6 separate regions of the Homo sapiens genome follow, and all the other regions are linked to region 1. A link is a loop called in an ENCODE intact Hi-C map of the cell type or tissue named here. Cell type or tissue: PC-3. All regions are shown on one strand. Links, peaks and the distances in the headings refer to the core of each region. The heading gives the core; the rest is flanking DNA. Region 1 has its middle 180 kb from the start of MCHR2. Region 2 has its middle 120 kb from the start of MCHR2. Region 3 overlaps ASCC3 (activating signal cointegrator 1 complex subunit 3). Region 4 has its middle 110 kb from the start of MCHR2. Region 5 has its middle 7.9 kb from the start of SIM1. Region 6 has its middle 160 kb from the start of SIM1-AS1.

Region 1 (5,508 bases), core at 190-5,189:
TAAATAATACATGTGAAGTTGGATAATGCAAACAAATTCTAAATATGCATAAAACATAACCAACTAAATACATATTTACTTAAGAGGCCCTGTAGAAATTTATACTAGATAATTCACTAATATTCATGTAATATTAGTATGGAACCTATTAAAGGGCATTTGGTCACACATACCAAACATGCAAAGACTATGAATGACTATTATATATGAGCTAATGTTAGTTTTTCACAATGGAATGTGAGAGCCCAAGATAGATAATTAGACATTATAGCAGGAGGAGGTGACTGGAGCATTGTCTTACCAAATAACTGATATTTATGTCAACATGATAAAGTTATGAGCACATTTGTGCTCACAGCCAAATAATTAGAATTTCAATCAATGTAGCAATCTTGGAGCTACCGATTAAAAAATTATTTGGGAGTAAGGCCGAAAGAACTATAATATGCACATAATGATACCTTCATTAAAGGAAACTTGCTTTCTTTCTTTCAAACACTGCATATGTAATTAAATTTAAAATTCATTGACTCATTCATTTAGTCATTCATTGAACGACAGTGAGCAAAATGATAGAAACCTCTGAACTTATAAGGAAAACAGTAAGACATATAATATGTACTGAACGTCAGGTAGAGAAAAATAAGGGAGGAGGAAAAGTGAAAAGCAGATAGTTTACAATTAAAATAGGGCATCAAGAGGGTTGACATTCAGTAGACAAAGAAGGACTAAGCCATGCAGACTTCTGGGGGAACAGTGCTCTGGGGACAGCGAATTCAAAGGCTTTCAGTGGGAAGAGGCCTGACATGCTTCAGGAAAGGCACACTGGCCACTGGTGCTGTGGGAGAATTGAGGAGACCCAGAGGTCCGAGGGGCAAAGGGAGGCCATGTGGTGTAGTGACTGGCGGACCACTTTAAAGACTTTAGCTTTCACCATGAAATGCGGGAGCACGTTATCGTCATGAAAAGTAGCAGATGAGAAGCAAGTCAGCTGGAGGGAAGGATTGCTGTGAGAGCTGCAGAACATGGCTGGTTACTCTGTTTTTCTTCTATTGGAAAGCTTGAGCAGAATTATTCTTATTGATCCCAAGCCCATTTTCATGTAAGTGAGTGAAAAAAGGAAAGCAGGGTCCAGTCGAGAGGCTTGAGTTCTGTTCCCAGCCAGGATGCTGATACGCGTCTCCTCCTTCCCTGCAGGCCCAGCATCCTCTGGCTCCTCCTTTATCTTTAGACAGCAGAATGGTAGGTGTGGGTGGACTTAATCTCCTTCCTCTTGTGGCTTTTTGGTATTTATTTTTTCAATTAATTAATTTTTAAGTTGACAAATAAAAATTGCATATATTTATCAGGCACAACATATTGTTTTGAAATATGTACACATTGTGGAATGGCTAAATCAAGCCAATTACCATATGTATGACCTCACATAATTATTTTTTGTGGTGAAAACAGTTAAAAAATCTCCTTTCTTACCATTTTTTGATATACCAAGGTAACGAATGCTGCTTATGCATCTTTAAATTTACATAGCACTACAATGCATTAATACCCAGTGAACTGCAAAAAATATATATATATATATATATATATATATATATATATATATATACACACACACACACTTACAGTGGTATTATTAGTCACCAAAATGGAGAGGGGAAACTACAATTGTGGGAATGTGCAAGTGTTCTAATTAAGGCAATATTAACCCAGATAAGCACTTAATACCTGTCCTCTCAAATTCTCAAATGCCTTACAGCTCTGGAATGCCCATTGTGAAACAAAACAGTGCACAGTATTTCCTAAATTCTCACACACACTTCATTTTCTGACTTGGCTGGGAAACGAGAAAATCTGGCCATGGGCAATGTGCCCTCCTTCCCTTGTCTGACCCAAACATAAAGCAGTTACATCTACTGGCAGGCTAGCTGTGGCCTTTGCCCTTTCCTCTAAAGTGCCCAGTTGAGGATTGACTTCAACAAGATCCAGTGCTGACAGCAACCCTGTACTATGTATTTCCCCAGTAATATAGATGCCTTCTTGAAAGGTCAGTCCCCCTACAATAGGGATTCCTGCAGCTGGAGCCAGTGTACAGTCAAATACATCAATATCAAAACTCAGATGGACAGACCTTTGTCTTTTGCCAATCAGCAGATCAAATTTCTGTTGCATGACCTCCTGGGTGCCAAATGGATTGATGTCTCTCACGGAAAAATACTAGATATCATTGTTCTTTTAAAAAAATGTTCCAGAGGGTCCATGTCTCCTAGATCAGAATACGCTATACTTGGGGAGGAGATACAAGGTTTGTCCAGGGAAATCCTGGAAGTTCTGGTACCTTTCCCTGTAGTTCTGTGAGGAGAAATGAAACTGATAGTCCATGGAGATTTCCTGATGAAGTGGTAAGGGGTGTACTGATGTCTTCTGGGCATCAACCCAAGTGACACAAAGGTCTGGGCAGTTCCAGGCATGACCACTAATGGTACTAATTGCCAGGCTGGGGTCTCCTCTCACCGTGACGCAGCTGTAGCCAGACAACACTGCTCTGCTAACCAACTCAGCCAGTTGCTGGTTGGCTGGGCCACTGAGCACAGATTCACTGTAGGGTTGTTGAAGAGCTCATCTGTGGGGACTGGAGTAAAACTAAACTTTTCAAAGTCTTTCAGGCAGCAGCCCAAATTGGAGACCCTTTTCATCAATCCAATTTTTCTTCTGGCAGCTGGACCATGTTCCACTCCTTTTCTTTTCTGTCCCTACAAGAACGGGGCTCCTATCACAACCAGACTTCTTCAGGATAGAATGCACTTGCGTCTGGAGGAGACAAGTTCCTTAGGGACTTGACTGGCAGTGTGGGGAATCACTGGGATAGAGGCAGAGCTCAGTGCAGCTGGAAGCTTCCAGTCTCAGCAATTTTCAAGAATACAATATATTGTTATTAACTATAGTGGCCATAATTTTTAAATTCTGACTTCCCACACACAAACACTAACAGACAGCAGGCAAATATACCAGGCAAGTCAAATTTCTCAACCCAGACACATTTAGCAGATTTTATTTTAATGAAACAGAATTTTTAAAGAGATTTTATACTTCATTAAAGTTGATTTACTATGCACTTTCGCTCCCTCTGCTGGTTGTGAAGACTGTGGAAAACCACAATACATTGCCCTGCCAGTAGACTTAGAGAGCAACCTGACATCGTGTAGCCTTGAATGGTTAATCTAGAGAAGGAATGAAGTCAAGCAAGCTGTACCACTGACACAGGGACATCTCACTCTCTGCCCTGGCCATGATGGAGCTGTGAGGGATCATGCACTGCAGCCCCTATTGTGCAGATGAGGAGGGTGAATTCCAGAGATTCGAGGCCTTCCTCAGCTCCAGATCCATGTGTAATTTAGGGCCCAGGGCCAGGACTCTTGTGTGTAACTTGGAGACATGTTCCTAGTGCTTGTAAACTTCACGGACAGAACTTCATGGATAAGTGAGATTGAGCTGTTACTGAAGAGTTAATGTAGCTTTAGATGCAGCACCCCTTTCTTGTGAGCTGATTGCAAGTGTCAGGTATCAACTGGTGGGAGGCGCTTATCTCAAATCCTTAACAGACAGAAAACGTTCATTTCTTCATGTGATAGAACAACAGTAAAATTCCAGCTTAAAGTTGTTACAGCTTACTTTCTGACCTCATTAAATGACTACTCTGCTTGGATTTTTAAAATGTGGTTTCATAAATTAAACACTGAGTCTTAAAACCTTCCTTGAGTTTTAATGCCTTTCCTTTGTGAAACCATGAGGGAATCCACCACCAACAAAGCATTTTTTCCCATGTTCCTGTGCGTGCCTGGTGTCACCTGGGGTCTATGCCAAGTCAAACAAAAGAAGTTTGGAAATAGTTTGTGAAGAAATTAACTTGTATACTTAAGTATATTTAAGTAGGTCAAACATCTCCTTCTCCCCCACATTCCATGACTAATGTCCCAAATAAAAGTATATTCATTTTACATGCACCACATTTCCCAGAAAAAAGCAGCAAATGCAAGACATTTATCTGTCAGGGTGAATGCACAAGGTTCTGCTCATTTTTGCAGGAGGCAGGGAGCTGGAGGAGCTGCTGTCACCATCCTCTGACTCTCAGATGACATAGGAGTTGTTTGGTGCAGATGTTAGAGGAGAACAAAATGCCTGGACCTTGTCTCTTGAGAATGCCGTGGCTATAGGACTGAAGAAGTTGGACTTGTAGTTTGGCCTTCCTCTTTGTATGACAGTTATTTATGCACTATTCTTTTTGCCTTTTTTGATTATAAGTTCATTAAAGGCTGATACAATGTCTTATTGCTTATAGCATCTAGCATGTACTAGTTGCTAAAAAGAGGTTTGTTAAATAAAGATTTATATGCTAGCTTCTGAATAAATGTTTGTTAAGTGAAAAACTTTTAAAAGGTAATTCATTTGTGACTTTTTCAAAGCATTTCCAAACTACTGCCTGGACACCATTCTCACTTAATGTGATGAATTAGAAAAGCATCCAAATTGTTTATCCCTTTAACAATATTTTTTATCAGTGAGTTGCAAAACTGTTTCTTAAAACGTATTTCTAGGTAAGTAATTTCTGAAAGGCTCCAACCATTAAGATTTAGTATGAGGGAGGAGGGATAGCATTAGGAGATATATCTAATGCTAAATGACGAGTTAATGGGTAGAGCACACCAACATGGCACATGTATAACTATGTAACAAACCTGCACATTGTGCACATGTACCCTAAAATTTAAAGTATAATTAAAAAAAAAGATTTAGTGTGTGATCATTATTAGTATAAATTTTTGAAAAGAAAAATCGATTTGCTACACATTTAACACTAAAGAACTAATATACACAATGTGTGGAGAGCTGTATGAAATTTTGAAGCAAATGTTAGATCTAATTCCTCTTAAAAGAAAGAATCATGTTTAATTGATAGAATACAGCACTTTCATGGTTCTCTAGCAAGTCAAAGGGCTTGTCCATTTTCTTGACATTGTATTTACTTAAATGAGTTTATCTAAAGGGAGAAAGCAAGGTTACAGGCAGCTTAGAACAATGTAGTAATTGTCACTAATTAAGTGCCCTCAGCTGTGTCTATACTGGGCCACTGTTTACTTGCTTTGTACATACTCAGCTGCAGGTAGCCACACTAAAAATTCCTCCACTTGTTATCACCCCTTGCTGTTTTAATTTTTATGTGGTGAAATATTGACAAACATGTCATGCTTGACTCTCACACTTTTTCTATGAATGGGTAAATTAAGGATACAACTATTATCTCTTATTCTGAATTTTCTATCTAGAAGGTAGTGCAGGGTAGATGGATGTTGGCACTTGCTCGTGAGCTGGACTGATTAAATGATTCTGAAAAATAGAAATTCAGAATGATTGTTCTTGGAATGGTGCTACACTAGTATCCATCCATCAACATACTCTCAAACATGCTCTTTATAACCATTACAAGCAATTCCCAAAGCTGGCTGGGAG
Region 2 (5,508 bases), core at 167-5,166, 60 kb after region 1:
CAGACTATTTGGTCAAGATGGTAGAAAAATGGAATTGGGGCAGTGGCTGAAAGTGTCAATAGCCAATGACAGAAGCCATGGGCAATTCCCCTTTCTTGGGGTTTTAGCCTTTGCTGCTGAGAGGTTTTCCTGCCTTTTACTGTGGACCACATTTGTAAATCCCTGTGCAGTACCAGGAACTCAATACCCGTTAACTTCTTAATCAGTAGAAGACAATCTTTGCAAATTTGAAGGCTGTTTGGAATTAAGGGCAGTTATACCAAGTTAGAGAATATAACAACAAGCAGAAGTGGTATTAGAACAAACACTCTTTAAAAGGTTGGTTTCTAAATATCCTGTGTTTTTCCTAAGTCATAAAATTGTGCCATTTTTTTCTTCAGGAGACACATTCAGAAATAAATGTGTCTCTAAAGCAAATACTGCCTGTGAAGCTGGAAATACTAACCCGAATCATCCTCTTTTTCCAGAGTCTCAAGGGGCTGAGGCAATATCAGTAATGGAGACGCTCAGATATGGGCAAGACACACATTTAACAAGTCCTATGAAGGAAAGCATGTTTGCTATGTCACTATGCTCTTCAAAGTCAACTGGGATGATGGCAAAGGGCAACTGCCTTGCAATCCTTTATTTTAGTGCAGAAAAACATCTTCAGTGGTCAGAATTACTCACTTGACTCGAGGAAGTTTTCAAAACATTTCTAAATATCATAATTCACCATTATAGACACCGTGTTATTAGAGAAAAGAAAAGTATTAAGATAGAATAAGAGGTCAAACTGTCCTGTATTAAACATGTCATCACAACAGAGAAAATGTTGCAGTAACCTGACCTTTTTGTTTCAAATGAAAATCAAATATAAGCTTTTTCTGTTACATTAGCAATCATGTAATTCTCTAAAGGTGGCTTTTAAAAAATGAGAGGATTCAACATTTCCTAGTACATGCTAGGAACATTGTTAAATTGAATCTTTTCTTTTTATGAATAGAATGACATTTAGTCTTTCTGAGAAGTGCTGCTTTGGGGGCTGATGACCATGATGGGCATGTATTAGTTGACCAGTTTGCATAGAGAAAACATTCAACTTAATAAGCATTTCTTGGTTCAGTATTTTTGGCCACCTACTATGTGTTGAACAGAGTGAGTGATAAGAAATGAGTACAGGATTCAGGGGATGTTTTTTATAGTGAGACAGCCAGGTGGGAAGTGGTCCGCACGGAAACTCCAACCAGCCTGTGCACTGGGAGGAGTGCACACTTGGGCGGAGCCACAGAAGTTCGCGCTATTTGCAGTGGGGAGGAGCCTGGCCCCTCCTCTTCCTGGGTGGAAACTGGAATTCAAACTGTGAGGCAGGAAGCACACTAGCAGGACCCTAGCCTTATGGAGAATTCATGTTTCCCTATTTTTTGTTTCTTGTTTTTTTTTTTCCTTTTCACCCAACAAATCCCATTATTCTCACCCTTCAAATTGTCTGGGAGCCTAATCTTTTGTGGTCACGTGACAAGGATCCCGTCTTTAGCCAAACTAAGGAAAAGTCCCTCAACAATAGGAATGTAATCTTGTTGAAAAAACAATAAATACCAAAAAAAAAAAAAAAAAGAAAGAAAGACAAGGTAGAATATGGAATAGAAATAATAGATGCTGGTGGTAGATATTGCAATGAAGAGAGAAGGGATGTTAAGGGAGACCTTGAATTTGGCAAGAGGGTAGGGAGGCCATCCTGAGTGAAATGTCAGAGGGCAAGAGAACATGGCAGATGATGGGACGCAGTGAAGAGCCTTGAGAGATGAGGTCCCCATTAGGAGGGGCCAGATGATAAGAAGTTTTAATCCTAGAAACAGGAATTTTTCAATTGATCTTATAAACAAATAGTCATGGTAGGTTTTTCAATCAGTGAAATGAATCATGCCAGTTGGGAGCAGTAGCAAGTAGAATAGACTCAAAGAAAGAGCATCTGCAAACATGAAAATTTAGAGGACGGTTTTCACAGTAATATACCCATTAAGTGATTAAGGTCTAGGGTAGAGTCCACGGAATCAGAAAGAAAAAATAAAACTGAAAACATGAGGCAAGGACCGATCTGACAGAGTTTGAAGAAAATGAAGTGCTGAAGATCAGGTCCCAGCATCGTGTCTGCCACAGTGAATATTCAGTGGATGGTGTTTGAATGGGTGACTAATAAGTAAATCTCAGGTTCTGAGTCTAGGTGACTAAAATATTGATAGACAGACAAGAACATCATAAGCATCTTCAAATAGGCTTAACTGTCTCGGAGACTACACAACATTGACATGATGGCTACTCAAAGTCAGTTCATTTAATTCAGTATATCCAGTTTTTAAAAAATCAAACTGGTATGTAGAAGAGCCAGCAAGCTTTTGAATATTTCCTTTTTCATCTAGTTGTTTTTGATGTTGTGGAGACATTCAATGACAAATACAGAAAGAGGAGACTGATTAGGGTTTGTGGAAAGTGCTAACCTTTCCTATATTTTCTTTCATTACAGAAAGATTGCTGGTTGATCTGACTGTATGTCCAATTAGTAAATGCTTTCCATAGGTTCATTTGCTAAGGCCAAAAATAAAAAGGACTTTTCAAAGAACACCATGCCATTTTCCCTAAACAAGCTCTTTCTGCCGGGGAAGTCTTGCTCACCTTTCACCAGCCTTCTGAATGTCTGTTACTCCCTTCTCCCCTTCTGCTTCTGGCTTAAAAACACTTTTTTATTGTTATTACCTTGGCTCAAAGCTTCTGTAATGGTTTCTTGCTTAAGCATAAGGACATAGAAATTAGAGCAATGGTCACAACAGCACAACATGGCTGATATGAAGGACTGGAAATGCTAGTTGGTAATGAGAAACAAGCAGACACAATGAATTACATTAATCCAGAAGTCACAGGTTATGACCTCATTCTTATAACTCTATGTTGTTTTAAGTCTATAAACTTTCATATTTACTTACAAGGGAGTATTTAAATATGTAAGTCAAAACAAGCAATAGTCAGAAGCTGGAAGAGATCATTAATAATTTAATACATCTTGACTAGTTCCAGATTGGAGGTACCATATAAATGTTTATTCCTGGATCAATTTGGTTTTGGTAGTTACTATATTTTTAGTTCTAATTAAAAACACACTAGAGGAGGATTTGAAAGCTAAGAAGGTGCTGCCACCTGGAGGATTTTTTCTGCCCATTTGGAGTTTTGCCTTTACCAAGCAAGGGCAGACTAGTGGTCGTAATCATTCTACTCTGTAAAGAAACCGAGCTCTCTGGTTTGGGATATCACAGAACAGGGAGACAAGCAGCCTGGTAACTGATGGCACTTTACATTTTTCAGCCATATGTTTTAGTGTCAGATGCCACAGGCACTGGGGTGAGGTGGCCTTTTGTATTCTCCTCACTGGTAACTGCTTAGACTCACATGAGCCTTTTACACAGTTCCACTTCCCATGAACAATATAGAATGCCTAGAGAAAGAAAAAAGGTTTTTATTTCCTCGAGGTTGAAATTGACATGAAATGAGTAAATAACTTAAAATATAGACATAATCGAAGAAAAATAATTATAAAACCCTAACCTCTCCAACTCTCCCAAACTCTACCAATTCTTTCAACATTAATTCTGTATGTTAGGACAACAGCGCTCTAAAAATCCTGCTCAGAAAACAGGAGTTAGGAATGGATGGGATACTATTCTTAAATTTGCAATAAGGGGCAAAATGGTTGCCAAATTCATTATCATTTACAGATGAAAAGACAATGTGACATATCACCAAAGGTGTTCTTTATTGACTGGTCCCCTTTGCTAAAGCTTTAGTTCTTTGTACATTAGGTTGATATATTTTTAAAAAATAATCTTAAACAGTAGACTGTTAATTTGGGTTTTTTTGGCGGGGGGGTATTCCTTGGTTTTTAGAAGCCCTTTCCATTAACCCTTTAGTGCATTCTCCATGAATTCTTTAGCCTGATGTTCACCAAGGTGCCTGCTTCTGGCATGCTGAGAAAAAGAGGACTTGAACTTCTATTGAACCTGAGGTCTCAGCACATCTATGGGGCAGAAATGTTCCATTTCCCCATTAAAAAGCTTTCATTTGTAAGCCGCAGATGAAATTTCATCTGCTTTGCATCAGTCTAGTTTATAACCCTAGAGAACTTGGCACCACAACCCTCAAACCCATTATTGGTATTTTCCCTTCTGATGGGAAATAATACATTAACAACTTGGTTTTTGTTTATTTTGTTTTTGCTTTAAAAAAATGAAACACATTTCATGTGTTGCCCTCACATTTTTTTGTTTCTCATTCAAAGCTTTATTCTGGGCTCCTTTCAACTGTGCATCTCTGGAATGACAGACATATGGGGTTTCTTGGTTTGTTGTTGTTTTTGTTGTTTTTCATTTTGTTGGGTGGGGATGGTTTCTGATCTTCATTTGCATTGCCAAGCAACCTGGAACTCTATTGGCAGTTACAAAAGCTCTCTTGGATTGCTAAATTCATTTCCATTGGAAACACAGTTTTACATATAGGAAAATAAAATGGCATCTTTTAAGTTTTCCCTCCAGAAAATGTAATCATGAAAAAATATGCTCTCTCTTGTTGCTGATTCTCATACTACAAAAATGCTACCCAGTAGGCACTTAATTGACCCATAAAATGTAGATAAACTTGATGGGTCCAAAACCATTTTGATTGGAGAATGACAGCCGCATGAAGGAGTCCATCAGGATCACTGCAAGGCACATCTATTCAATAATAAGCTTTTTGATGACAGGAGCTGGTCTCTTGCATTTAGGAAATACTTATTGATTAAGGAATGTAGAGGAATGAGATAGAAAACAGGAGAAAGGAAAAAGAGGTACTTGCTGGAAAGTGGTTGAGAGCCACCAACAATTAACAGTGGCATTGCTAGAGAGCCCTGGGCCACTGTGGAAGGCCCATGCAGTGGGTGCCCATCATCAGCCCCTTCATAGAGCAAGATTTTTCAGAATTAATCATTTTTATTTCTATAGTGTAGAATGTAAAAATGATTGTGAAATGAATGCAAAATTAGCTGAAATAAACCCCAATCAACTCTCACAGAAATTTCTTTGCCTTTGCCTTTTTTTTGGCTTGGTTTATTTTTATTGAGCCAAGGACTTGTAATATGGCCATTCTGTTTTCTGATTCAACATTTGTGTGGTGAGTACAGAGAGATGGTTTGGCCACAAAGTAGTTGGCTGAATTGAATATATTTTACCATAAAAGAGAGGGTAAATTTTTGCCAGAAGTATAGTATAGACATATTCCTATCAAATGACACTTAAAAAGCAAAATGATCAGCTTATTCTGCAAAACTAAAAAAAAAGGAAAGGGAAAAATGCAATTGTTGAGCTTCTTGACAAATTTAGTCACAAGATATAATGAATACTGAGACTCATATTCCAAATTGTGTTATGCCCCAACATCAGATACTTTTAAAATATTTTAATATTTAACTCAATGACCAAATAAATTGTTATCCATTCTGTCTTT
Region 3 (5,508 bases), core at 181-5,180, 490 kb before region 1:
GTACCTAAGTTAAAGGCAATCATTGACTCTCCTCATTCTGTTTACCTTATCGTATATTCAGTGCACCAAGATAAGGATTAGCTTGAAACAATTCTAACTCCTTTTCTTTTATGTCATGTTCATCCCCCTTTCTAGACAGTCATCCAGTCTTGGTTACTTTCTAGCCAACTTTAACCTTGACTTTGTTTGGTTATTTCTGTTTCCCCTGCCTCCATCTTCTGCAGATTGCTGTAGTGGCCGATACCTGCTCTGGTCTTAGCACAACTGTGAAGTTACCTCTCTAAAGAACAAATCTGATACTGCTTAAAAACTTGAATTGGCTCCTTTTCCACCTATGTTCAAGACAATGTAAAGCCTGACCCCAATCCTTTTTTCTAGCTTAATTTTCTTAATTTTTGCCCCACACCCTCTGAACAGAATGCCCTCCAAACACACTGTGTGTGCTCTTTAATAATTCCCAGCTTAGGTACTTATATATCCTGCTGCCTACCTTTCCCCATTTAGCAGTTTATCCCTTGTCCTTCAAGACTCACGTTTCACATTTTCTGTAAAGACTTCTTTGATCAAACTATCAGATCACTGATTCATTCATTCAGGGAATGTGTAGTATCAGTATGAAGAAGGCACCCTGCCAAATGTTAGCGATACAAATGTAAATAAGACATAATTTTGTCATAAATGACAATATCATGTCATAAATAACAAAGTTTCATCTTGGTCCCTGTACCTCTATCATAAACACATTATATTTAATAGAAATCACTTGTATATGAGTCTGTCTTCCTTACCAGTCTGCAAATTATCCAAAGCTCAGATTTTGTCTTAAATTTCTTTGAATTCCTAGGATCTAATATATGATAAATACATGTTTCTTATTGATCTTCTCTTTGATTCTTTACAGTGCTTTTTTTTTGTCTGTTAGTGACTATCATGTTTCATAAATTTGTTAGGAGGTACTCTTCTTAGGAATGTAAATAATTTAGTACAATAACAAATACGAGGTTGCTTAGCACTAAATAGTCTCATGAGGTCAAATTGTACAGCTGTATTATAACACAGGTGGATAAAAACATCATTGCAAATATCCTTCTGTAAAAAACTCGCTCCTTATACTTTTGTGTGCAGTAGAATCACTTGAGGAGCTGATTAGATATGCACATCCAAGAACATGGAAGATGTTTAACATCATTAACTGTTAAGGAAACTTATGTTAAAACCATGGTAAGATACTACCACACACCTGTTACAATTGCTAAAATAAAAAATAATAATTATATAATGTATGGGAAGCTGGCAAGTATGGGAAGCAACTGGAACTGTTATACAATGCTGATGCAAATGCAAAATGTTAAAATTCTCCAGAAATGCTTTGGCATTTTTATAAAAGTAAACATACATTAACCATGTGACCCGTAAGATTCATGCCTGGTATTTACTTTGGAGGAATGAAATCATATTAATATATACAAAAAAGTGTACATGAATGTTTATAAATGTTCTGTTTATAATTGTGAAAACTGGAAACAACCCCCATGTCCTTCAGTGAGAGGTCCGATTAACAGACTGTAATGTGCCCATCTGTAGTACCGTGGAATACTACTCAGCAATAAAAAGGAATGAGATATTGATATATGCAACAACTTAGATGAATCTCAAAGCCATTAATCTGGGTGACAGAAACTAATTTCAAAAGTTTATAAGCTTTCTGACTCAATTTATATAGTGGTCTTGGAGAGACAAAACTATAGGGTTGGAGTACAGATTAGTACAGTGGTAGTAGTTGCGAAGAGTTTAACTATAAAGAAATAGCATGAGGGGGTTTTTTTAAGGTGGAGAAACTCCTCTTGATTATGATGGTAGCTACACAAATCTAACACAAATATGTCTTAAAATTCTTAGATGTGTACACTAAAAGTGGAAAAATAGTTTTGCTTTATGATGATTTTTAAAATCACATGAGGAACATCCCTGGGCCTCATCTCCAGGGATTCCAGTTCATTTTTTTTTCTTCTTTTTTTTTTGTTTTTTGAGACAGAGTCTCACTCTGTCGCCCAGGCTGGAGTTCAGTGATGTGATCTCGGCTCACTGCAGCCTCCACCTCCTGGGTTCAAGTGATTCTCTTGCCTCAGCCTCCCGAGTAACTGGGACTACAGGCACATGCCACCATGCCCGGCTATTTTTTTTTTGTTTGTTTGTTTGTTTTTGTTAGTAGAGACGGAGTTTCACCATGTTAGCCAGGATGGTCTTCATCTCCTGACCTCGTGATCTGCCTGCCTCACCCTTCCAAAGTGCTAGGATTACAGGCATGACCCACTGTGCCCGGCCAGATTCCAGTTCATTTTTGTTGTGAGCTAAGGCAGACCACAGATGGAAAATTCAGATTCAAAGATAGTTAAGAATAAAAAACCCAGACTTACTTTGATTGTTGTCACTTCAAGTCTGTAATGAACCAATAAAAAAAATGCACAGAGTATGCAAGAATAGAAATAGAAGTGACTCCTACCTCCTCCTAGTTCCTCACAGAGACCAGAGAGATATACCAAGTTGGTGGCCACTGACGCTGGTTGAATGTGAAACTGGCCACTGATGCTGGTTGAATGTGAAACCCATGTGATCAAGTGGGAGGTACTATGTCAGTACTCCAAGATCCACCTGCTACTTTATAAGAAACATCTCTATCACAGATACATACTTCCCTTGTTTAACTTCTTACTGTGTCATTGGTGCCACAGCAGTCCTAGCCATGTCTTCCCTCAAATGGGGTTTGACTAAGGAATCTATTTGTAAGAAGGACAGCAGAACATTTCAATGCAGGGAGCCCACAGAAAGCAGACTTAACCTAAAACCAAACAGCAATCCAGCAATATGATTTGAATATCACCTTCAACCAATAGTTTTAGTTTCCTCTGTTGGCTTTGAATATCCACTCTTGAATATTAGAAAAGAAATGAAGTAAGTGAAATGTTTCTCCTCTCCCTACCTTTAGCCTCTGAAGGAGCTCTTAGCAAATACACCACAATTGGACTTTTTTCCATATTCATAAGAGCTGCTTTAAGATTACAGTAACAATATTGCTTGTCTGAAAAGATGAAAGCTGAGGCAATGAGATCCAAGTGTAATTAGTCCTAAAGTATATGTATAAAATAATTTCTAACAGGCTGACTGCACTGCATAAGAATAAAGTAAGAATACACCCCCCTTGAAACTTTAAGAAGCTCTCCTCTTTTGTTATGTTTATATATGTATTTTGTTTTGGACCCTTAAGAGGCTCAAAATGTGTAAGTTGTTATTTACTTGGTTGGCCACTAGATGGTGTGGTTTGTTAATGCATTACTTTTGGTTTTATAATTGAAGCAGATTTCATGGAATACTATTTTCTTAGATAATTTTATTAGTTAAATATTATTAACTTAGAAGTTTAAAATTTTAAGTGACCTGAGAGATAATCAGTATGGCAAAGTCTAGAATGGAACCCCAGTCCCCTGAAATCTTACTCCCTGCCATTATCCAGCCCTTAAGTAAAAAGTGTAGGGAAAAAACTGTTCAAAAAGAAGCTCATGAATTGATAATGAGATTTTGAGACCAATAGCAAATAAACACATGATGTGATGGCCAAACAGAAGCTTTAACTATATAAACATTTCTTTAAATGTTAATCTAAGGTCTTTAATTTTTCTTAAAAATTCTGCCTATTGTATAGTGAATCTTCAGTGAGTCTTTTAAGACCTTCTGCTACAGCACTTACACAGGTGACATATAAGTATACTAAATCTCACCTCTGGGCTCAGATTAGGCCAAAGAACAGAACCAGAAGTAACATTATTACAGTAGTCCCCCCTTATCCATGGGGTATATTTCCAAGATATGAAACCACAGATACTAGTGAACTAACTTGATTGGTGTCAATTAAGTGCGTTTTTGTTTTCGTGTCTTCCACCCACAAATTTAAAGCCTTTTTCATCTTAACTATGTATCACACTGTAGCTGTAACTTGCAATTTGAGGTGCAACAGCAAAACTAACACAAATTTCTGTTTTCTTCTTTGTAATTTCACAACTAGAAGATTTGTTGCTCTTACCATCGATTTTAGCAACCTCAGCATACAATTTCGTTTTTATTCCCTTAAGTTGAAAACTTTCACCTTTTCACATAAAGGAAACACTTTATGGCTTCTCTCTGGCAAATTCAAGTTGCCAGCATCACTAATGTTGTGCTTCAGGGCCATTATTAAGTAAAATAAGGGTGACTTGCAAACACTGTGATACTTAAACAGTCAATCTGATAACCAAGCCTACTACTAAGTGACTAATGGGTGAGAAATGTCTACAGCTTATATATGCTGGACAAAGGGACGATTCATTTTCTGGGCTGGATGGAATAGGACAGTGTGAGATTTCATCATGCTACTCAGAAGAGCATGTAACTTAAAACATGATTTGTTTATTTCTGGAATATTCTACTTAATATTTTTGGACCACAGTTGACCTCAGGTAATGGAAACCACAGAAAGCAAAACTACAGATAAGGAAGGACTCCTCTATACTCAATGCACATCTATAGTTGAGGAGCTAAAACAGATGGTCAATGCTTTGCTATCAAAGATCACCAAGAACACAGCTGTAGGTGAACAAAGCTGGGTTTATTGACTTATCGCAATGAGGAATATCATAGGGGAAGCATCATGGGGATCTCAATAAGAAGGGAGAAGTCCTCAAAGGCAGTGGGTCTGAAGTAAAAGTGTAAAGGCTCTGAAGCAGATATGGACTTGTTGGAAAATATACTCAGAAAAGCCAGCCATTGTGGCTAGTGTGGATGAGGTAAGGGGATGAGATTGATTTCCATAGTCTTGCATTGTAATGACTCTGGCCTTTACTCTTAAGGAGTTGAGAAGCCACTGAGATTTAGTTTTATTTTGAATAGTGTATATTTTGAAGGCTAAGAAACAGGTAATACTGATTGATTGCAAAAAGGGACATCTGGATGAAAGAGACACTTGCTTTTCACCTCTTTCCTTTTGAATTTTGTGATATATTTTGGTATTACCTATTTTTTAAGATAGGTAACATTATTTTTTATGATTTTATATAAAGCATTATATACTAAGACCTAGTAATACCTTAAGATGCTTAAAAATAATTTTCTGATTTCTTTGATGAACTCATACAACAGAAATGCTAAAAACAATTGCTTTTAAATGCTAAATAATACTCTTACGCTTTCTTGGTATCTAGGTACAAAGGTCGAGAAATAAGCAAGTACGAGAATTATTCCCAGATGGTTTTAGTATTCATCATGCAGGAATGCTTCGGCAGGACAGAAATTTAGTTGAAAACTTGTTTTCTAATGGGCATATCAAAGTCCTAGTGTGTACAGCTACGTTAGCCTGGGGTGTCAATCTTCCCGCCCATGCTGTTATTATTAAGGTAAGAGCTTACCTTCCTTGATAAATGGATTTTGTGTGTGTCTTAAAGCAAGGCTCTGGGTTGACTTACATAGAAAAATATTGTG
Region 4 (5,508 bases), core at 276-5,275, 69 kb after region 1:
CTCCTTGTCTGCTTTTGGGTGCTCTCTCCTCTATTCTCTGCTCCCCTCTGCTTAGAATATCTGAGACAGTGCCTTCTCCATGCTGTGCACTGCCCTGCATGGGAAGTGGCTCCTTCAGCTCTCCTCCTTCCCTTTTCTTCAGCAGAGGTAGGTGATTATCCATAAAACAAGGGGCTAAAGTAGGGGATCAAGTAAAGAAGGCAATCATCTGGGGTTGCCTACAAATATTCTCTCATCTTTGTTTTTGGGGACTTACTGAAGATGAGAAGCTACTTGCCAATCAGATGATGTTTTGTTAGGAAAGGACAAATTTGAGGGGCATGGCAACATGGGAAAAAATAGGAAATATAGGAAAAAATGGGAAAAACATAGGAAGCCAGAGAAAGTCTGTCTGTAATTCATTTTTCTTTGTTTGAAGCATTCCCAGACCATAGCAAAGCCCACTGACTCTTAACCCTTTCCTTACCAGTTAATTCAGATAACAATTATAGAACTGCTTATATTAATTATAGGACACTTACACAACACTTACTATGTACCAGGCACTGTTCCGAGTGCTTTTATTCATTCTCACAACCATCCTTTGATGAAGGTTCCATTATTATCCTCATTTCCCAGATGGGGAGAACGTGGCCAGAGTTAAGCAATTTGTCCAAGGTGAAAGGGTAGCAAACAACAGAGCTTGGCTGTGAAATTAGGCAGCCTGGCCTCAGGGTCTACATCCTTACACTCTTTGCACTCTCCTGACTTTCCATATGGGTTTCAGATGCATAGTTTGCTTGGAATCATGGTGTGTGCTGGTGAAGGAGAGAGAAAGGGAGGATGGAGATGATTTAATTTCATTGAATAGCAAGTAATTGCCTGGATCCTCTTTCCTCTTTTCAAAATAAACAAATGATTGACATAAGCCCATCTTATGTGGGGAGGGAGGCTGTTTGTTTGTTTAATTTATTTGTTCTTATAAAGCTAACACTGACAGGTCTACTGCTCCAAAACTACATCTTTATTTGGGCTAGAAAAGTAAGCTTTTCATCTGCTTTGGTGATGGGTACAGCCACCTTAAGAAGGTTCCATGGGAATAATGAAAAGTATTAAAACATGCATGATGAGAACAGGAAAGGACTTGAATATATTACAGGAAAGAAAACTCAGGCCTAGGGAAATGAGGAGACCTGCTCCTTAATTAGCAAAGTCTGTTTGTGATAGAACAAAATTAGAAACACTGATTTATCGTTCAGAGCTCTTTCTAGAAATGAGCAATTCCTGTTATCTGGTAGAAGTGCCATTATCTAAAATAAATGTTATAGCCCCATCAATGGGCTTACATTTTTAATAACAATATGTACATATATTTTTCCTTTCTTTTCTACCATCAACGTAAGAGGCAAAAGAAAATGTTGATGAGGAACCAGCAGTGGTAGCCATGGCATCTCTTTTGTCCCCAACACTGAGGAGGCAATTCCTTTATTCCGTCACCTGTCCCAGAGGTGCCATGGCAGAAATTTGAGTAGGGGGGATATGGTGAAGAAGGCAGAACCAGATTCACCATCTGTGCATTAGCAGTTGACTTGCTCAACCTAGCAATATTCATGATGCCTTTTCCTTTAGAAATTTATTTAAAGTAGGGTATTTTACCAGGTCCTTTAAAGTTATCCAACCTCTCTGGAGTTGAATCTGGAGAGGAAGACATCTTTAAACAAATACTCCCTCTGTCCCCACATCATTAGCCTCAGATTCCTAAGGGAAATAGGCAAATAACCTGGTCATTCAATCACTAGATTCTTCTGTGTACTTTTCCCAAAGATGGGCAATAAAACTCCTGATGCCAAAGAATACTTTTCTACTATGAAATTCTTTTTAGATTATTTGCCTATGAAAAAATGCCCTCCTCCCTTCTTTTTTGTATTTAAGCACAATAAAATCCCATGAGGTAAAAATTGGAGAGTTTCCATAATACATTTCTTTACATAAAGTGATATGGTTTGAATAGACTATCTGGTTTTATATATATTAGGATTGATCTTATTCCAGTATAAAGGGTTGAACTATATTATCAAGAGTATTCTAATACTACTCAGGTCTTTTTCTTCATTTCAGTTTGATGACTTAATACTTTCTGTTGAACTGCACTGAATTGATTAGCATTTTTAAGAGTTTCATGATGACTACATAATAGAAAGGCATCAATCCACTGATTGACCACACTGTCTCTCCCTAAAAATTGACCACGGAGACACCTACACTACAATAATTTAGGGGCTGGGGGTTAAACTGAAAGGTCAGATAGAAGCAGGGCCAGGTATAGTGACATGGCACATGAAAGCCAGAGCAGGCCAAACGTTACGGAGAAAACCAAATTGAATAAATGAGGAAATACGACTTCAGATGAATAGAGATAGCAGTTCTATTGTTTCCTGAGTACTGTCAATTCCCAGCTCCCACCTTCAAAAATGCATCTTCTTTCTTCATGTTCCTTAAGCTATTGCTGTAGCCTTTAAATTACTCGTTGTTAGTTTAAGCCAGTGCAGTAGGCTTGTGGGTTTTTTTTTCGTTTTCTACCAAACTCTAACTAGAAAGTCTGTATTATCACCCATGTAGAAAAATTTTGTTTGTTTTGTTTAATCCTACTTTCACAAAAATAGTGAAACATCGGAATGTCGATTGGGAAGAAGCAAAGAGTTAAATGCTTCCAGATTTTGGAAAATTCTTTATTTGCAATGTTTCTGCACCAAATCTATGTCTATTTGTAAAATCAGATTAATTAGCAATATGCTTAGGTTGAGTTCTGCTACCATCATGGTGGTCATTTGTTAAGCAGGAAGTAAATGCAATTTCAAGCTTGAGATTAATTATTTGGTCAATTTCAATCTGTAGTCATTAAATAGAATCTCAGCACTCGATGTTTCCAAACTTGAATGTATGCTACATTTTGAAATCAGAAATATCTAAATGTACAAAGCAAAGATGCACACGCAGACAAGCCTACATATGCGTACACACCCAGATACACACACACACACACACACACACACACACACACACACACACACACACACACAATTTAAAAGTAAGCAGCACCACACAGTGGTCAGATAGGGAATAGTTACTGTTTAACAGCAGCACCCCTGGAGATAAAGGACTGGTTCTTTGTTATTTTTCCAGAGCTCAGATGTGATCAATGTGGTGTCAATTTCTGTGAAAAAAAAATAAATGTTATGTTTTCACTTCTTAACCTCTTGAGAAAAATAATTGTTGGCTAAATTTCAACCTTATTTACAGATGAAAATGCTAACAATGAAAAATACTTGTCATATTTTACCATATGCGGTTGTGTTTATTACAACCAAATGCATTTCAAAAACCAGTGATTGAAAAAACACTATTGCCCAAGGACTTTCCTTTTATTCTTTAGCATAGAGAACATTTTATTACTAAATTTAATCTGCTGAAAATCAAATTTTATAACTGAAAATTTGGCACAAATGTAACCATAGGCATTTTAGTGATTGCATTAAGTAAATGAAGGTAAAATACACCTCTGAAATTGTATATTTAGCTACAGTTTAGCTCATCATTTATTCTGTGTATGAAGTATAAAACAGTGATCTGAAAATCATTTCCATCTAGTTCAGTCTAAAGATATTCTTCAGTTCTTTGGAGTATGAAAACCCTAATTTCTAGAATGTATTCCGTTTGTGCCACAATGGGATGTTCATCTTTCCTCAACAATGCTTGATCTCTTAATACCATCACTGACACCCTCAGTGGACGGCCTTCCTAGGCATTGCTCCATAAGTGAAGAGTTTTCAAGAGAACTTCAGCAGGATCACTGGCGTCTAAAAGAGTCATTTTCTCATTATTTAACTTTTTAAGCCTTCTTGCTATTGAAGAAAACATGATTAGCAGCAGAGCTGCAAAATAATCTGTAGTTAAGAAGAATGCATTGCCAGCATCTGCAAAGCTCAGATAGCATCTTTGAATGGTTAACAGAGCGTAGAGGTAAAGACAGCCCTTATCACAGTTGAGGTGACATATTGAGGGATGTTAGCCCTGGTGTTTTCAATATTTTAACATTTTGCATATCTCCAGAACACAGAGACTGGAAGGTCCTATATTAATTATATTTTTTAATTTTCTCTATTCTTAATGACATGGCATCTGGAGCCTCACTTCCCCTATGGGGAGCCTTCCCCACCTAGAACTAGCCAATTCCTAAAGATAGTAGAAGCCTGATCTGCAAGTATGCCTTTCATACACAAACCAACCAATCCAGAGCCCACACCCCCCAACTACCTCCTTTATTGAACTGAACTGACTCACATCAAGCCGCTGCTTCCTCCCCCAATCCCCTCAGGACAAAGTATCCGACAACTTGGAACAGTCTCTCCACTCTCTACAAGCCCACTGAAATTATTCTGCTAGTCAATCCCAAGCCTGCTTCTCCTGTCTGTCCTATTTCTTCCTACAGAAACCACAATAAAGGCTCTTACCCACACTTTCCCCTCACTCTTTCTCTGTCCCCTGACTAACCCTGGTTGCTTCCCCATGTGGCCCCACGTGGTGTGCCTGGACTCCTAGAAAGTCAACATCATCACCCAGGACCTGTGAATATGAAACAGTCTTTCTTCATAGCAGCCGTTTCCATGTCTGTGTGTCTTACTATACCTCATCAAAACAAACGCTGGGTACATTTTAAAACAGGTCCCTAATAATGTGGAGCTTTCTCGTCTGCACCATTTCCATTTTCCGGCAGCACTTTATTCCCAGTATTAATGTGAAAGTATGTGTTGTCTAGCACTGCGTGTAAATTTTGAGGCATGAGAGATATATAAAGGGAAGACAATGACTGTCTTTCTTACTTTGTTTACTGGTCTTATTTATACCATTGAGGAATCTTTCCCATAAAACTCAGCCCAACTCAGTCATTACTCTGGCACCATACTTTCTGGGACTACATGACCCAAACTTAATTGCTTACATTGAAATTATTTGGTCTCTCTGTTTCTAACCCTTTTTTTTAAAATTACACTAGATTTTAACTGATTTTAAAGTGCTGAAAACTAATACATAACTGATTAAACAGCCAAAGCCTTCATTTGGTGGTAATCAATAGTCATCACATTTATGTATTTGCCCCATGTAGCTTGATGTGTTTGTCATACTATGACGTATTACGTTTTGCCTAAACAATTAACTTCCAGTCGGCCTGATAAATTGCTTCACTCTTCTCATAGCTTGTGCCCAATTGACTCTGCTGTTCAATTTTCTCCACTGGAGTCACAGTGCCCCAAGGCTTAGCCCATTTCATCTGTGCAACTAAACACTGTTCTCCAGGGTTATATTTAATTAAAACACAGCAGTATTTAAGTGAAATATTTAACTTCTGAGGTCTAAACCAACTTTCACTACCATAATTACTTTGCAAAAATCACACCATGGCAAGACAGGAAAAAAATGCAAATTTAGAGTCACTGTTTGAAAGCTGAAGAACAAAATCATTAGGAAACA
Region 5 (5,508 bases), core at 228-5,227, 300 kb before region 1:
TGCTGAGTGAAAACACCAATCTCGAAAAGTTACATTATATATGATTCCATTTACATAACATTCCTGAAACAAAATTATCAATGGAAAAGAGAGTAGTGGTGTCCAGGGTTTAGAGATGGGGATGGAGGGAAAGAGAAAGCTGTAGCTATAAAGGGGTAATATAAGGGAGTCTTGTGGTGATGGTGCAATTCTGTATCTTAATTGTAGTGATGGTACACTAAGCTAAGCTACACATGTGATCAGACTGCATAGGTCTATGAGCACACACACACGGATACACACACGCAGGCACACACACACGCACACTCACGAGTACAAGTGTAACTGGAGAAACCTGAATGAGCTCTGTTAATTGTACCAATGTCACTTTCTTGGTATTTATACATACTGTAGTTACGCAAGATGTTACTGGGTCAGGCAAGGTAAAGCGTGCACCAGAATTCCCTGTACATTTCTTTGCAACTTCCTGTAAATCCATAATTATTTCCAAATTGAAAAAATAAAGGACAGGGCGCGATGGCTCACACCTGTAATCCCAGCACTTTGGGAGGCCGAGGCAGGTGGATCATGAGGTCAGGAGATCGAGACCATCCTGGCTAACACGGTAAAACCCTGTCTCTACTAAAAATACAAAAAATTAGCCAGGCGTGGTGGTGGGCGCCTGTAGTCCCAGCTACTCGGGAGGCTGAGGCAGGAGAATGGCGTGAACCCGGGAGTCGGAGCTTGCAGTAAGCCGAGATTGCACCACTGCACTCCAGCCTGGGCGACAGAGCGAGATTCCCTCTCAAAAAAAAAAAAAAATAAATAAATGTGAAGAAAAAAGTTTCAAGAAGAAATCCAGGCCAGCTTTCAATTGGGATGTTTTCCCCTGGGGTTACTGTCCTTATTTCCAATACATCTAACTTTAACTTCTTTTTATTTGGTCTTTTTCACTTTTCGAGGGAAAGCCCGCAAATACTTACTTGAGTGAACATTATTCTTACGTGGTTCTGGGTAAGCTACTCAGCTCTCTGTTCTTCAGCCTTCCCTTTGGAAACTTGGGGGAATATCATCTGTCCCCATCCTCATGGGAATGTAGAGAGTTACAAACTCACAGAAGTTCCAATTAACTCCTTCCATGCTGAAATCATAGAGCAAGTGGGAAGTGAGGTGAGCACTCTCCTCCAATGAGCACCCACCACATTCTGGTCACTGCACAGGCACTTCAAATACACTGTCTCACTGGCCAGGTTTCAGCTCATTCGAAAAAGATGTGAAGGTCCTACATAAACTACAGCATTGCTGACCACTGAAGAACTGATAGCTGATAACATTGCTAAACAGCAAGAGTTCTTACTGGGTTTATACTTCTCAAATTTCCAATTAGTCAAAGCTATAGTAATATTTAAGTTGCTTTTTAAAAATGCACAAGCTAATTCTCTAATGCAATTTTCAAAATAAGCATACTTGGCTCTTTTTAAAGCATTTCCCCCTGAATTTGGTCAATAGATTTTGGAACCATTTTAAACAGGTTGACGTCAATCTTTTTGTAAAACTTTCTCCTTGGTGCTTCCCACCTCCATGTGTCCATCTCTTTTTCTTCCTCACAGAAGCATTTCTTTTCCTTCTCTTCTTTCTCTGGGATATGCCCTCACTAAACAAATTTGCTCTGTCACCTCTATTCTTATACTCCCTGGGAATGAAATGTTATTTGTTGGTCACCCATTAAGCACTGAAACTACTGCAAGATTATTTCCAATACATCATAACAAACATTCTTTGAAGTGTGTCACATGAGCCCTGAATCAGCAAGGAGGATAGTATTGCGAGGGCTGTTGCTAGACTATACAGTGCCTTTGTGCAAATTAGAAAAAGACCCCCCTCTGGATGGGACACAGGACTGAGCCAGGGCTGAATTTCAGTCCTTACCTGCATGGATGAGACACAACCTCCTCAATAAGATCCAGAAGCTATGGAAGGAGCTCTCAAAAGTAAACTCAGCTCATCATCACTTTTGTACCCAAATCCATCCTTGACTTATAGTGATTCCAAGAGTGAGCACTTGACTCATTTGTGACCCAATTTTTTTCTGTGTTAGACTAAAAATCTATAAAATACTTAGACATGAGGTTTTACAAACCTGTCCTATACACATTTCTTGTTTATCATCATGACACTTATCATCTTATTTATCATCATGACAGTGGTGCCAGTACTCATTGGGAGATCAGCAGATCACTCAGCTTTGGGACAAAACAGAGAGTTTTAAGTAAGACGGGGGTACACCAGATATTTTTATCCTTGTTTAGTTTTCCTCTTCCAGTGCAGTGGTCTCTGACTCAACAAAGCCCAACATTCACAACCTGCTGTCAGGGGCCTGATGCATGCATTGTCTTGAGTTGAATAAAAACATTTGACTCTTTCTGTCAATTTGCAGTGGAACACACCTTCCAGATTTTCTACATTATGTGATACCAGCTCTGAATATTTCCTATTCAGTGTTCACCTCTGTCAGCTAGTCTGAAAATTGGAGCCAGAAACACTTGACAAATCACTGGCCACATTGTGGTTACAGGTGATGACACATTGCTGCTGCTGCTGCTGCCGGTGCTTATTCATGAAACTGGAGATTAACGTTCCATTTCTGAGATGTAAACTAGGGAAAACCCCATATAAAGCACCAGCATTGAGCAGAATAACAGACAGACAATTTTCAACTGAAATGCCAGTTATTAGAAGTCATGTGGAGTCAGGAGTTGCCATGGAATCCATTTGTATCTAAACCGGCTCCTCCTGCTGGAATAGTTTCTCATTATCATGTCTTTCTTATGGGGTTGGGGGAGAAAGAAAGTGAGAGTGCCATCTCATATAAAACTATGTTATAATTCTGAAGCACTGAGGCCCTACAATGAATAGAAAATTAAAAGTTTTAAGGAAAGTTAATGTAAAATTGTAATACCCATTTATATTGTTTGGCTTGGAGTAAAACAATCACATTGCCATCAAGATTTCCTTTCTGTGACTTTTGATTATTCAAGGAGAATACACAATGGCTTGTGGTACAAGATTTATCTTCACAAGCTAGTTATCAGATCTCCAGGAGTGAAAATAAATATCAAAGCAGATCTAAACTGAGATGGGCTGCACATTTGCAGTGCACTTGTGTTCCCCTGCTTTCTCCTACGTATCATTTTTATTTAGATTCTTAACCAGATGATTATGGCTTTTCCTCCTCTTAACCAGACCATTATGGCTTTTCCTCCTGTGAAACTGCTGATGAGTCTATCCCCTTGTTTCCTCCAAGTTATTTGTTCAAATCACGAGAAGTGATTGGCTGGCATATGTTAATGCTTGAGTTGTTTCTGTGGTAAAGTCTCCCATGTGTTTATAGGTAAAATACAGAAACAGATTGATCAAATATCAACTTGGGACAACTGAATTTCAAAACACAGAATCCAGAAATTAACCACTGTTTTAACATATGTACAATATAATTGATTATAATTAGACAGGAGATCTGTTGAATGAAGATACATTAGAATTATATTTGCATATTTATCTTATTCTGTGTTTTCTATGAAAGAATATTAAATGTTTCATGTGAGTAAAATTGTTAGTAGATTACTCCAGAACCTTGAACCTGTGTTTGTCATTGTCTCGACTTCCCAGTGTTGACCAGTGAGCTCACCCCAGGGATTCAAGAATGGTTCAACTGTATTTAAAACCAGACCCCACCTCAACCTCCTACCCAAGGATTTACCCACCTCAGAGCCAAGAGGGCCCCCACCCTCAAATCATTTGGGTTGACAGTTTCCAGTAGAAAAATGCAAGCAGCACTTAGGCATATGAAAATATGCCAAACCTCCCTAATAACAGAAAAAAATTAAAAATCAATTTTCATCTAGTAGACTGGGAAAAAAGTTAATAATGTGCTTCATTCGAAGATTGTAGGGAAACAGTCACCCTCACACATTGCTGATGAGAGTGTCAATTGGCAAAACTGTCATGGAGGGCAATTTAGCAATGTTTATCAGGAGTGCAAATCCATGTATCCTTCAATATAGCAACTCCATTGTTGGGAATTTGTCCCGTGGGTGTACTTGTACACAGGTAAATGACATGTGTACAGTTATCCACTGCAGCATTGTTTGTGAAGCAATAATGGGAAACAAACCTAAATGTCCTCAGTGGGTGAAAGGTTAAATAATTTATACTGGTATTTTCTGGAATGCTATACAGATGTTTAGGAAAGAAAGGATGAAGAAGCTTTCTGTATACTGTCATGAAAAGTGAAAAAAAATCAAGGTGCAGAACGGTGTGTGTAATATAAATCTTAATGTTTGCTTGAAACTCCAGAAGAGTAATAAGAAGCTACGTAGTTGTATAGCTGGAGACATAAATTGGTAGCCCAAGATCCACTTGCTTGGTTTGCATAGTGTTTTAAAATTGGATTTCACTTAATAATCTGGATTTCTAGGTAAGGAAAATAAGTGAAGCAGGCCAGGTGTTAAGATAAGAAATGGTGCTGGTAGTCTAATCGGTCTGGATTTTCCACTCGGTTTTAGGGTGGAGGGACTCTGCAGTGGGAGCCCTGAGGAGATGAACAGCTTCATTCCAGAAATGGAGCTGTGACTCATGGATAGAGATTGTCATCCCAAACCTCTCTCATCTGAAAGGGGCTTAGGAACCACTGCTGGGAAAAGGCATGCCCAGCATCCATATCATCCCAGGTGTACCTAGGAGCAGCACTGACTTATCCATTTCACACAATAGTCACAGTGCCTAGGGCCCATGTAGTTTTACGGCCTGAGAAAAATGTTTCACTGTTTATTTCTTTTACCATCAGAAGAAAAAAAAATGTAAGAATAATGAATATATGATAATGAAACCAATCTGAATTACACTCATCTGTTTACCAATGCAGTTGCAAAATATAATTTTAAAATATTTTCTTATGCAGGATGGAGCCATAAAAACATTACAAAAGTGCTTAAGGATCAACAAAGCTGTGTCATAACGTTGACCCTGCACAAGAGGAAGCCCTTGCCACTTGAGGGGAGGCCTAGACCACCCTGGCCCAATGCATCCAGGCAGGGCCCCCTCCTCTAGCGACCACTCCCCCTGCACCAACATCACACACACACACACCTTGAACCCTTTATGCCTAAGTGGTCTTGAAAAATGAGGGAACAGGTTTGAGGCCAAAAGGAGAACCAATGCTTGTCTGCTATATTTCCAGTGTGTCCCACCCCTGGTTGACTGAACCAAAGTCTCTGGACTTATTTCCAGCAACATAGCTGAGAACCCTGGAACACTGAAACATTGTGAGAGCACCCTGTGTATTTCCCTGCTCTTCTGAAGCCAAACTCCCCACGGAAGTTTGCCCCGGCTTCCTCTCCCTTTTTTGACACTAACCACTTTCCTAAGGAGGCAGGAATAAGCCATCTTCAGAGACCCCATCCTTATCACAGAGGACAGCCTCACTCCTGGGCCTCAACTAGACCGCCCTATCATTTTATGCTGTATGTT
Region 6 (5,508 bases), core at 308-5,307, 52 kb before region 1:
TGGTGAAATTGTCTAGATAAGTCCTAAGGAAAGGTTACTTGTGTTCATTTGCCCTGACAAATAATGCTTCGTCTGCCCTGCCAAGTATGTGGATTTACTTGTTTGATTGATTGATGGATTGCTTATATTTTTGACCATAAAGCTATTGTTTTAAATCCTCAGGAAAATTTGACATAATCATATAAGCCAACTATGGTTTCCGGAAATTTGCTTTTCTTTAAAAAGAAATTGAAAGTCATTTGGTGAATTCTTTGTTCTAAAAATGGCAATTCAGACAGGAAAATTCTGGGATTGATTTTAGATCATGCTTCAGTTCTACACTTTTCTTTGCCAACAGAGACTTGGTTACACTCCACCAGCCTGGTGTTGTGTTTTGGAACTTGGAACATCCCATCATTGAGAGTCATTACCATATATTGCTCCGGGAAATTAACTGTGTAGCTGTCAGTAATTTCCAGGAAAGCTATCCTACTCACTTTCCTGCTTTGAATCACCAGGCAGGTCTGTGATTACTCAGGCCCTAGGCAAATGTTTCTATGATGAGGTCTATTCTATAGGGAAAGTGAGGAATGGGGTTGGGTCCATAAGAGTAGGTTCTTCCTTAAAGTCATGTGATAAGCATCAGCCAAACCATCTCCAATACTGCTTTCATTTCAAACTTTAACAATCTTGGATGCAACTGGAAAGTTGTTATTTAACCCAATTACCCTTGGAGGGACTGGTCCTCTGGATGAAGGCAAGAAGATACACGATCAAATTAACAGTAGCAAGATGAGTAGCAGGAAGCTACAGTCAGCTCATTCAGAGAAGTAAAGATCTAATCAAGTACCATGTCAGCACGGTAAAGTTAAAGTGTATTTGGAAAGACCCACCAATGCCAAGGTTTCCTTGCATAAAATATAGCACAAGTTCAGGCTTCTAAACTCTACATACCTCTGACCTTTGGCTCTTTTATGTCTCTATTTTTCTGGCCTGACAGACCACATGCCAATGTGCAACCCAGAATCCCTCACCCTTGTGATTTATGGCTTACAGCTGCTTCAGCGTCTCCACCATGGCAGCTGCTTTTCAGATGTCTTCAAACCAGAGGGAGAGTGTTAATGTGAACTTGAGTGGCTGCAGAAGAGAGGAAGAAAAGTTGATGAAAAAATCATCTGAATTCAGCCCCAAAGCTTTCCATTGATCTTTGCCTTCAGGGCCAAGCAAAATGTTTGGTTTATTTCATAAGCTAATTAGGTGTGTGAAAGGCTACTTGGCATTTACTATTGACTGAACCCAACAAAAGTGATCACCAGACTAGGTAATCAATAAGAGATCGATTACAAGCGTGTGATTGGATTAGCCATTTGATCAATGCTGTGTGCTAATATATTAACAAGCAAATTACCGAGTAGCCCTTAAGAGCAGAATGCTGACTCTGATTGCATTACAAACTAGTGAGATCTAATGACCTACCAAGTGCAAGGGTTAGTTATACAAATCAAGACCTGAAAGTATTTTTTTCCTTGAAGATTTCTCCCCCTCCAAAGAAAATGCTTTCTTAAGTGAGATTCAAATTAAATTACAATTAGCAAGCAGCTGTACTGAGACACCTAATTTCCAAGTAGATATCATGAATGAGAAAGAGGGCTTGGGAACTCCAGATGAAACAGCCTAGAGACTTTTAGGAAGAGCTGGCTAATATCAAAAAGGGAAAAACAAAAAAAAGTCAGAATAGTCACTAATATTTCTCTAATGAAATTTTGATTCATAGTTTCCCAGTTTGGATATATCGAGCTCTTCCATGATAGACTCTAATGTCGCTTGATCTTTATTAAAACTATGTATGTTTTTCCAGCTCCCATTTTGCAGGTAACCTGTTATGTAACTGCTTCAATAGCAGAATAAACAATAGATGTGTGTGTGTGTGTGTGTGTGTGTGTGTGCGCGTGCAGGATGAAGAACTGTGGCTAGTAAAGTACCCTTTTGAGAAAAACAAAAAATTACAAGACAGGTTAGTGCAAAAGTAATTGCAGTTTTTGCCATTTTTTAAAAAGTAATGCAAAAACAGCAATTACTTTTGCACCAACCTAATACAATGTGGAGTGAAGAAAATGTTCTCCACCGTCTAAGTCTTTAGAACTTGTTTCCATTAGCTGATTCCATAAGTGACCTTACAAGAGCAAAACCCCACAAAACAGAGCTCCTCTCCAACCCTGCTTTCCCCATGATTAGGTGAAGCATTTGTTCAATTGATTGTGCTCTTTCAGATTCCCTAAGTGGAGACCAGGCAAGCCTTTGCTCACTTTCCCTCTTAATCCTTTTCCTTTGAAGAAACATTTTTTTTTCCCCTTTGCCTCAGGGAAGCTGAACCGATTAGTCTGAATTCTCCAGTGTTATTTGCAGATGGAAAGGTCTCCCCGGGCCCGGAGGCAGAGTGTCAGCCCGAGCGGCGGCGAGGCCGAGGCGGGGCGTGCTCCCGCGGTGTGGAGGCCGGAGCCGGCTGGCAGGCTGCGGCCTCGTCCGGCCTGGGCGGAGCAGCTGACAAAACAGCCTGCCTGGCTGGGCCGCCAGGGAGGGTGGGAGGGGAGAGGCTGTCAATCAATATCACGGACGCGCAGGAGGGAAACGGAAGATCTGACGGAGCCCTGTCAGTTCCGAGACGCCAAAGTGAACCAAGATTGGGTTTGCCCGCGGTTGGGGACACCTGGTACTTCAGGGTTAAGTGTTTTGGGCACTAGGGGCGCAGGCAGATTTTCCCCTACTTGATACACGTTTGGTGGGTTTCAATTTTTATACTTTAATACATCCGTTTCCGTACCCAAATAGCTAATTCAGTGCCATTGAGAGTACCTAGTGACATTTTTATGAGAACTCTTTTTCCATTTGACTTAAAACTGATGGTAGGAAGTGATCGCAGATGACAGTCCTTTCAGATCTATTCCTTTGTGTTACTCCTTTGTGTGAAAAGCCCCATTCTACGTTTTAAAATACTTTCTGTGCCTACAGAAGCATAAAGTACAGGAAGCTAGCAATATACAGTCACAGAGCTTACTTCTCTTTAAATGAAACGATGAAGTCATCACGTTTATTGTTGATAGAATCTCAACTCACAGTTTACCTCAGGGTGAAGTTCTGTGATAAATGACGTATCTTTGGAATCTGACGAAGCCTCAACTACAGTGGCATATGGTGTAATGATAAAATAATGCTTTTTTAAATCATTACACCATATGATATGGTGTATCATATCATGCTACAAAATGATATGATTTTGCTACAAAATGAGTTATTTCAGTCATCAATGATTACATTCATGATGAGGAACAACATACTTTGAACCAGCAGTAAAATCTCTTCTAATTAATCTTATGTTCATCAAAAACCTCAAACAGAGCAGTTAAAAGAATATCCCGCATCTCATAAATGCAAGTCAGGTGACTATAATGCTATAAACCACTTATTGGAGTGTTACTGATTAATGCCTCTGACATTATTCTACCCTTCTCCTTCTGTAGTGTTATTAATTTGAAGATAGCATCATAAACATTTCTCCACAAGAACCAGCTGTATGGCTCTAGATGATAATGATTGTAATTATTTAAGATAGAAACCAATGGAGGGCAAGCTTCTTGCTTATCACTGTGCCTGATTTAGTAACATGCTGGTGTGCAGGAAGAACTGAGAAGAGGAAGCGAATGATAACAGGCAAAAAAGAAATTTGTTCACATTCAGTAATTCATTTGGGGATTTGTGACTATTTCACTTGGGACAAAAACAAAATCGTTAAGTGACTTGACAAACATAGATCATTAGAATCTATTACACTCTGAACATCATCTAAAGTATATACACTTTCCAGTCCATAGTTTCTTTTTTTAAAAAAAAGTCAATTTTATTTCTAAACTGTCTCATTTTACCTATTTCCATGTTAAATTTAATGACAGTTGATACTGAAGATTTAATGTGATACTTCTCATCAGTTTGCAGATAATTGTTTTGTAGAATATTACAGTGTCCTTTGGCTTTATCCATACCTTATACAGCCTGTTGTTGACCTTCTTCAGTGTGAAAATGAAGGGTATGTTGTTTTGCCTACTTTCATCCACAGAGGATCATTCCCAAACATAAGTGGTATCATTCTTGAAAGCTCCAGTAGGCAGGATTATAACTTGGTTGCAATAGACAGCTCAAGTGTTATCCTGTGAAAGGCTGATGTTTAATGAAGATGAAAAAGCAGGGTTGCGTGGTTAGCTGAAGCATGCATGAGTGATGTGGCTTACAAGAAGAAAGAAAAATGATTCTAATAAAAAAACTTTATTAAATACCCATTAGGATGGTTGTCACTTAAAAAAAAGTAACAAGCGTTGGAGAGGATTTAAAGAAATTGGGAACCTTCTACACTGCTGGTGGGAGTGTAAAATGGTGCAGCTACTGTGGAAAACAGTGTGGAAGATCCTCAAGATTTTAAAAGTAGAATTAGCACACGATCCAGCAATTTCACTTCTGGGTATATACCCAAAAAAATTGAAAGCAGGGGCTTGATCAGATGTTCCTAGCAGTATTATTCACAATAGCCAAAAGTGGAAGCAACCCAATCTGTCTATTGCTGGTTGAGTAAATAAACAAAATGTCATATACTCACACGAAGGAATTCAGCCTTAAAAAGGAAGGAAATTCTGACACATGCTACAACATGGATGAACCTTGAGGACCTTACGCCAGGTATAATAAGCCAGTCACCAAAGGGCAAATATTGTATGATTCTACTTATATGAGATATCTAGAGTAGTCAAATTCTTAGAGATAGAAAGTAGAATGGTGGTGCCAGGGGCTGGGGGGAGGGAGAAATGGGGAGTTATACAGAGTTTCAGTTTGGGAAATGAAAAAAACTCTAGTGATAGTTGAACAACATAAATGTACTTAAGTCACTGAATGTCACATTCAGTGTAAATAATATAAAGCAAATTTTATGTTACGTATACTTCGCCACATGTTGCATTCAGTGTAAATAATATAAAGCAAATTTTATGTTACGTATATATTGCTACAGTTAAAAGAAAAATTCTAGTTAGGGGATAGCACACAGGGATAATCTATTATCTTCATGTGTCACCTCCTTTCTTTTTGAGGAGAAGGAGAAAGCAGTTACCTGCCAAAGTGTATGTTGCATTTTTTCTCCTTCTTCTGGGGGCTCAGGCTGGAGAGGAATATTTTTCATTCCCCTGCGGCCCTTGGCTGCCTGGGAGCAAAGTTTGAGGGAAATGCTGAACAAGGAGTTGAACTATTTGGGCTGCTTTAGCTGGCTTTCCAGAGTAAAGTTTACAATTCACATAGGTAGACTGCATCAATAGGCTACAATTCACACAGGTAGCCTACCAGAAGTTCCTTTACTGCACTGGGTGACAGGTGGGAGGAAATAGCAAAAAGAGTTGCAACTTTCACTTGCTCCCCTTCATACAATAAATATTTACTGAGTGATTATGTGCCGGGATCCATTATGGGCCTCATTTGACTCAAGACAAAGTT

Evidence for each region. A loop is a pair of places that touch in the nucleus more often than their neighbours do. Peaks named below come from ENCODE experiments on the same cell type or tissue, not always from the same donor. Only the 100,000 strongest peaks of a DNase experiment are listed, where the experiment ranks them.
Region 2: a loop joins it to region 1, with 7 times the contacts of the local background. A loop is called at or near these places in 4 of 110 quality-filtered maps.
Region 3: it touches region 1 in a loop (6-fold over the local background); 4 of 110 quality-filtered maps call a loop at or near these places.
Region 4: a loop joins it to region 1, with 8 times the contacts of the local background. A loop is called at or near these places in 3 of 110 quality-filtered maps.
Region 5: a loop joins it to region 1, with 13 times the contacts of the local background. A loop is called at or near these places in 17 of 110 quality-filtered maps.
Region 6: a loop joins it to region 1, with 4 times the contacts of the local background. A loop is called at or near these places in 5 of 110 quality-filtered maps.

The regions. Positions count from the first base shown.
Region 1 is chr6:100,174,490-100,179,997 of GRCh38, reverse strand. It overlaps the pseudogene ARG2P1. Among named protein-coding and RNA genes, the nearest start is that of MCHR2, 180 kb to the right of the region's middle. In PC-3, for the core only: a CTCF peak has its summit at 3,128 (motif pointing left); DNase peaks (open chromatin) are centred at 3,187 and 3,907; H3K4me3 peaks cover 467 bases; H3K27ac peaks cover 3,195 bases.
Region 2 is chr6:100,114,514-100,120,021 of GRCh38, reverse strand. No RefSeq gene overlaps it. Among named protein-coding and RNA genes, the nearest start is that of MCHR2, 120 kb to the right of the region's middle. In PC-3, for the core only: CTCF peaks have their summits at 2,978 and 3,200 (motif pointing left); a DNase peak (open chromatin) is centred at 3,191.
Region 3 is chr6:100,662,260-100,667,767 of GRCh38, reverse strand. It overlaps ASCC3 (activating signal cointegrator 1 complex subunit 3), which reads left to right. Exons shown (of 42, transcript NM_006828.4): 15 at 5,232-5,423. Among named protein-coding and RNA genes, the nearest start is that of SIM1, 200 kb to the right of the region's middle. In PC-3, for the core only: a CTCF peak has its summit at 3,278 (motif pointing right); a DNase peak (open chromatin) is centred at 4,347; H3K27ac peaks cover 944 bases.
Region 4 is chr6:100,105,194-100,110,701 of GRCh38, reverse strand. No RefSeq gene overlaps it. Among named protein-coding and RNA genes, the nearest start is that of MCHR2, 110 kb to the right of the region's middle. In PC-3, for the core only: CTCF peaks have their summits at 2,885 and 3,090; no DNase peak of the experiment used is centred there.
Region 5 is chr6:100,470,027-100,475,534 of GRCh38, reverse strand. No RefSeq gene overlaps it. Among named protein-coding and RNA genes, the nearest start is that of SIM1, 7.9 kb to the right of the region's middle. In PC-3, for the core only: no CTCF peak of the experiment used is centred there; a DNase peak (open chromatin) is centred at 2,584.
Region 6 is chr6:100,226,115-100,231,622 of GRCh38, reverse strand. No RefSeq gene overlaps it. Among named protein-coding and RNA genes, the nearest start is that of SIM1-AS1, 160 kb to the left of the region's middle. RefSeq lists a silencer at 2,366-2,455. In PC-3, for the core only: no CTCF peak of the experiment used is centred there; DNase peaks (open chromatin) are centred at 512 and 2,552; H3K4me3 peaks cover 1,386 bases; H3K27ac peaks cover 849 bases.